Regions from separate parts of the Mus musculus genome. Here region 2 is linked to region 1. The links are chromatin loops, found by intact Hi-C in ENCODE. Cell type or tissue: heart. All regions are shown on one strand. Each heading gives the region's core, and the rest is flanking DNA. Links, peaks and the distances in the headings are about the cores only. Region 1 has its middle 27 kb from the start of Cst3. Region 2 holds the start of Gzf1 (GDNF-inducible zinc finger protein 1).

Region 1 (2,910 bases), core at 94-2,593:
ATTAAGTTGCTATCTTGAGACCTCTTCAATTTATTTAGGAAGGTGGTTGATGCTCATAATGTGCTTCTTAATACAGCTTTCATTATGTCCCATAAGTGTGAGTATGTTTTCCCTTCATTTTCATAAAGTCCTACAAAGAACACAATTTTTATAGACCTTAAAAGAACAATTCTCAAATTCATATGGAAAACTAATGAACCCAGGGATAGCCAAAGAATCCCGAACAATAAAAGAACTTCAGGAGGAATCACCACCCATGACATCAAGATGTGCTACAGAGAAATAGTGATAAAAAAATACATGGTATTGGTACAGACACAGACACATTGATCAATGGAATCAAATCAAAGACTCAGACATAAAATAGACATTTGATTTTTGATAAAGAAGCCAAAACCATACAAAGGAGAAAACAAAACATCTTCAACAAATGGTGCTAGTCTAACAGGATGTCTGCATGTAGAAGAATGAAAATAGATTTTAACTTTAGCCACTGAATCAAAATGGCAGTTTTAACACATTTTTATTAGAGTCATTATAGCCTGGCTGGATGCTGTCATGAGATAATACTATATCAGGTTCACGTGGAAAGAATTCAACCACTCTGGGAAAGTCTCTGGCGCACTCACAAGGGCATGTTCATCGTATAAGTACATATTCGCTGAGATGTGTATTGAACGTCCATCATCTTTCAGGGTCTGCGCTAGAAATAGACTCATTATAGGAATGAGATGAGCAAATCGTGGTCTTCACGGGGCTTAGAACCAAATACTATCCAACAGAGAAAAGAACTATCAGGAAATGTAATTTGGGACGATGACATTTAATCTAATCTGAAGGAAGATAAAGAACTAGATATGAAAACGCAAAGAGAGAAGTGGATTTGGGGAAAGAACCACACATGCAGAACCTTAAGGGGGGGAAACCCTACCCATCCTGAGCTGAGTCTTAGTGCTGGGCCGCATCCTGCACCTGGTGATAATGACCACAAGAGGGCAGACTTGGACCACTGGTGATTTTTCTGCTCCTGGCACTCCCAGTCAGCCCCAATTCGCACTGGGGGTGGCTTCTGGGGTAGACTCGGTGTCCTCAGTGAGAGACAGAACACCTAACATAAATGAGCGCTGTCCTGCGCCTTGGGGAACCCCACACCACACACTATCCTGGCTGCTGTGGACTACCTAGTGACACTGGGCATTGACCAAAGGTGACAGCAGATGGCAGCAGCTTCCTTTTCTACAGCACCAGTCTCTATTTTCCCAATTTTAGCTGAAAGTCTTAAAACTATATTACCCAGAATGAAGATAGGGGTGAAAAAATGGGCCTCAGTGAGAAGAACTCACAACAGGTGATATGTGATATGTGAAACCCTAAGCTTGGATGATTTCTGACCTCTCCTCCTCGCTCCGTCTTTATCTCACATCTCTGCTTTCTCAACTCTTGTCTTTATGTCTTCTTAGGACCACTGGCGTGAGTATAATCAATTTTCTTCCTTCCAGTATATGATCAATCTGGGATGGAGTCAGGTTATATAGTTAGGGCCAAAACTAAGGTTCATCATACACACATTCTCATTCAGCTCAAGTTCATGTTTTGTTTTAGTTTGGCTTTTTTCTGGACTGGGATCCTATCTCCCTTAATTCTGCCTGTCCATGATGTTTTCTGTCTGAAAATACCCTGTCTACAATTCCTTTTCTCCTGGCCCATGCAGCCAGGGGAAAGCTTCCTTTTCTCCATGTGCTAGAGCATTTGTATGCTCCCTCCTGGCATTCTGGGTCCCCACTTTGGATCTTCCTTATTCTTGGGCTGCACTTTACAAAGCTCATCAAAATAACAGTAAACAAAAACCTAGCTATCCGTGGTGGTTATGTTAGCAATGACTTTCACACTCAAGAGCTGATTTATCACAATGCTGGAGCCTTACATGCAATCACAGGGAGCCTTACATGCAAATTAAACCTTGCTTCTGATCCAGTCACAGCAGGCCCTCTATTAGACGGCCAGGGAAAGTGCTTCCCTCTGGTATAGGCAAGAATAGCTGTGGTGTCTCCCAGTGTTCACTAGTTTGTGACAGTAAAACCTCAGATACAAAACTATTTCAGATACTCTGGCTGAGGCTGCACCTTCAGCATTCAAAGAGATCAGCTGTGGTGGCTGTATACTTACTTAGCTCAGTGAAGCTTCAATGCATTCAAAGTGGTCTGCAGACAGTGTCAGACAGACATCTGGCTCTGAAATGGAAGTGCTTCCAATCAAGGATTGGCAGTAAGAAGCCAATAACTACTAATAAAGGTGTCGAGTTGCTCCATTCCCCACTGTCTTTACTTATGTACAAAAGAAAAGTCCTGCTAACAAGAACTTGACAAACTTAGGATTTAAGACAATTTGTGCAGTACTAGCAGAATGAGTAACACCTACTCAGTACCCCTGAAAAAAAGTGGGTCTCCCTTCATCTACCTCAATACTACCAAAGTAATTCGCATATTCAATGGAATCCTTCAATATAATGACACTCTGGAAAGCAATTCCTAAACTTCCTATGAAGGAAGGCACAAAAAACTATGAGCAGTCAAACCTTCCTCAACAAAAAGCACAAAAGTAGGTCATCAACCATACCTGTCTTCTATTAGGTCCAAAGTAGGCCACCCAACATGGCAGTCCTGATGAAAGTGTCCTAAACAGAAGTATGGCTTCTCCACAAAAAAAGGAAAAAAAGAAAAAAAAAAAAAAAAAGCAGAGCATCCACCAGTCCTTTGCCTTTGGGGATTGGTCCTGAGACATGCATGGGCTGGGGAACTTAGGGACAGGACTTCCTCCTGGGAAAAGAATTCATTCATGCTTCTTCCAGCCTCACTCACTATCCTTGGTACAAGTAGCTGCCAGCACATCCATATCCTTGTGTGGATGTGG
Region 2 (2,910 bases), core at 107-2,606, 220 kb after region 1:
GCACAAATGATAAGTTCACCTTTAGTGAAACTCATTAAGGCAGTAATTTGCTTATCAAGGTTATTTTCTAATCTACTCAAAGACATATTCCAAAGTATAGGAAAATTTACATCTAGTTGGGTTTTTTTGAGCAAGAAATTGTTATTTGATAATCACTTTTACCACTGAAAACAGCACTTCCTAGAAAAATAGCTTAAAACCCATCCTTATTTGCAATGTCCTTAAACACCAGGTAAACTGAGCTGCTCTCCTGAAATAATTCAAGTTCCAGAGCGTTTACAAACTGTGTAACCTTGAGCAAGTGGGAAGCTTCTCTGGACGTTCACTTCTTCCTCTTGAAGACCCAGCCATTCTGAGCCTTTATGGAACACAACATAGCAAACACTTCCAACTTGTCTGACCTTTGCTGGTTCATGGTGGGCTTCCTACACACCTGTAAAGGACATCTCATCTTACGGGTGACAGGCCAGTATGATTAGCTGGCTGATGGGCATCTTGAACCGGAGCCTCATGCCCGTCTTGGTTCAACTATAGTTTGTCAACAACCCCCTCAACTCCAGCTTCACCAAATGAAAGGTTATTCCCCTGCAGTTAACATATCCCCCAAGATTCCTGTCCTGGATTCCAAAATGCTAGCCCAACTTCCTGTCTTCTGCTTTGTGCACTCTTCTCAGAGTCCTCTGTCTCTGAATCTAACTTCCTTTTCCAGGCTTACATGGGTCTCCAAGTCTCCACCCTCCAGAGCATTCCTAGATCTCCTTCACCTGACGCTAGACATCACCTTGGATTCCATATGTCTACCTGGATCTGCCATTGCCTCTCCATTTCATTCAAGAGACCACTACCCAAAATCTCCAGTCTCAAACACAGAAAAGACTCCTAGAGAGTGCAATTGTAAATTTGGCACCTGTGGAATGTCATGTTGACTAAAGGGGACTCTACAGGGAACACTACCTACCTACAGAGGAAGCTTAAATAAAGGAAATACTGGTATGAGAGAGACAAGAGGCAAGTACTCAAGGGCCAATGCTCTTCAGAATCCCCGGCCCCAGCCTGAAGACTAAAGCTGAAGACCCCTCTTGGCCCGATGCCCATACGGCCAGCCTGATTTCCTAACACCTCGCCCTGGTCCCTCAAGGGAAATCGAAGTTCTTCCAGGAGATCTGGCAGCGACTTCACCATCAGCCAAGAAGGCCCTGAGCAGATTTCCCTGTTTACCTCCCCTGGGGGCAGACACCGGTCATAGCGAGCGGCTATTTGAGGTCTAGTGACAGCTGTGTTCCATTGTAACTCATTGGCATTCGGCCGTCTCAGGGTGGGCCTAGCCTCCTCACCAAGGTCGCCTAGTAGTCCCGGGGTCGGGACTCCCAGGCCAGGCCTCCAGGAGACGCTGTTCTCCGCAGCCTGCCCACCCTAGAGGGATCCTGGCTCTCAGGCAGGGAATAAAGGTCGGTGTCGGTGGCCTCTCTGACTGCACCACCTCTGACCCCACCTTGGCTACCCCGAGTCCCGGACCACCGATGATCTTCCAAAGCCGCAGGGAGAATGAACTCTGGCGGCAAGGTCCAGCCCTTCCTCCGGCCTCCAGAGTCCAGCCTGCGTGGTCATTTCGGCCTGTCCCGCCGCACCCCCGTACTCCCCGTCCTGTGCCTACATCCCCCACAGCCCGCCGCTCCAAGGGACAGAAGACAGAGGACAGCCTAGAAGACGAACCAGTCGGCAGCACGCTCACCTCTTAGCCAGTGCCTCCACGGACCCGTACCCTGGCCCAGGCCAGCAGGGACAGCGGACCGCAGGGTCCGCGGATTGGTCGCCACGAGCGCGCCCCGCCCCCTAGTGGGCTCCGCCCCCCGTAGGCTAGGAAGGCGCTGCGCGCGCACCTCCAGCTGCAAAGGCGGTTCCGGCCGTTGGTTACGTGATCTTACGTGAGTTTGAGCAGGGCCCCTAGCTAGCAGATCCCGGATTTACCACCAGCGTCTATCCAAGGCCGCGCCTGCGCAGAACACCGCAGTGGTTGGGGGCAGAGCTATTTGACAAAGTTGGGACAAGCTCCAGCTGCGCAGCTAGGCATTGGTCAGCAGGTTGCTGGAAGCAGGATTTTTCTAGCCTTCCGGGGTGCCTCGGTGGGTCAAGTCTTGGCGTAGGGCACGGCCGGGGTGGGATGGGAAGGCTGGCGCAGCTTTGTATTTCTTGAATCATTCCGCTTTAAATCCCACTCATGATCTTAATTAAAACCTGGTCATTAGAAAATCCTGCCTGACACTTCCAGTTCCCGGTAAATGTTGATCATGCTTCCACCTACTGCTAAAGCTTTACGAAGTCGCCTCCCTACTGCCACCAGCCAGCTAGACCTCTTCTTGCTGAGAATAGAATGTCTCTGGTCACTTCTTTCGTTGAACATTTAGTTTAGCGAAACAGTGCTTTTTCCTCCCTTTAAAATATATCTAATCCTCTAGAAAACTAACTGGCCTCTGTCTTAATACAGACCGTGTCTTTCTCTAGGGTGGAAGCCGGCTATTTCAAGTAGAAATGCCCACGAGATTGATAGCTCCTTCAACTTCCCAAATGCCTTGTTCTTTTAACTAGCTCCTGCTGCAAAGAGGCGATCTAGCCACTGAATTAAGCCAATTACCTGAAATAAAAGTTCTTACAAGGTGAAGTTAGTTTAAACTATGACTTCAATAGATATTGATGATTATATCTTGGAATACACGTGTGTGTGTGTGTGTGTGTGTGTGTGTGTGTGTGATAAGCCATAAACTGTTTTGCTACACAGAAGAATGAAATCTCGATTTACAACCCAGTTTGGAATATAAGTAAAACCATTTTGTGTGATTTGAAATAATGTAATGTTTTCAAGATGTGTTATGGAGCCAACCACATGGCAGCTCCTATGAGCCAAGCAGGCTT

The links. A loop is a pair of places that touch in the nucleus more often than their neighbours do. Peaks named below come from ENCODE experiments on the same cell type or tissue, not always from the same donor. Only the 100,000 strongest peaks of a DNase experiment are listed, where the experiment ranks them.
Region 2: a loop joins it to region 1, with 4 times the contacts of the local background. A loop is called at or near these places in 2 of 42 quality-filtered maps.

The regions. Positions count from the first base shown.
Region 1 is chr2:148,900,664-148,903,573 of GRCm38, reverse strand. No RefSeq gene overlaps it. Among named protein-coding and RNA genes, the nearest start is that of Cst3, 27 kb to the right of the region's middle. In heart, for the core only: a CTCF peak has its summit at 1,099; a DNase peak (open chromatin) is centred at 1,053; H3K27ac peaks cover 277 bases.
Region 2 is chr2:148,680,038-148,682,947 of GRCm38, reverse strand. It overlaps Gzf1 (GDNF-inducible zinc finger protein 1), which reads right to left and starts at 1,828. Exons shown (of 6, transcript NM_028986.3): 1 at 1,733-1,828. It overlaps Gm46771 (a long non-coding RNA gene), which reads left to right and starts at 2,004. Exons shown (of 2, transcript XR_001783505.2): 1 at 2,004-2,123; 2 at 2,503-2,670. In heart, for the core only: a CTCF peak has its summit at 1,368; DNase peaks (open chromatin) are centred at 1,297 and 1,897; H3K4me3 peaks cover 2,161 bases; H3K27ac peaks cover 1,682 bases.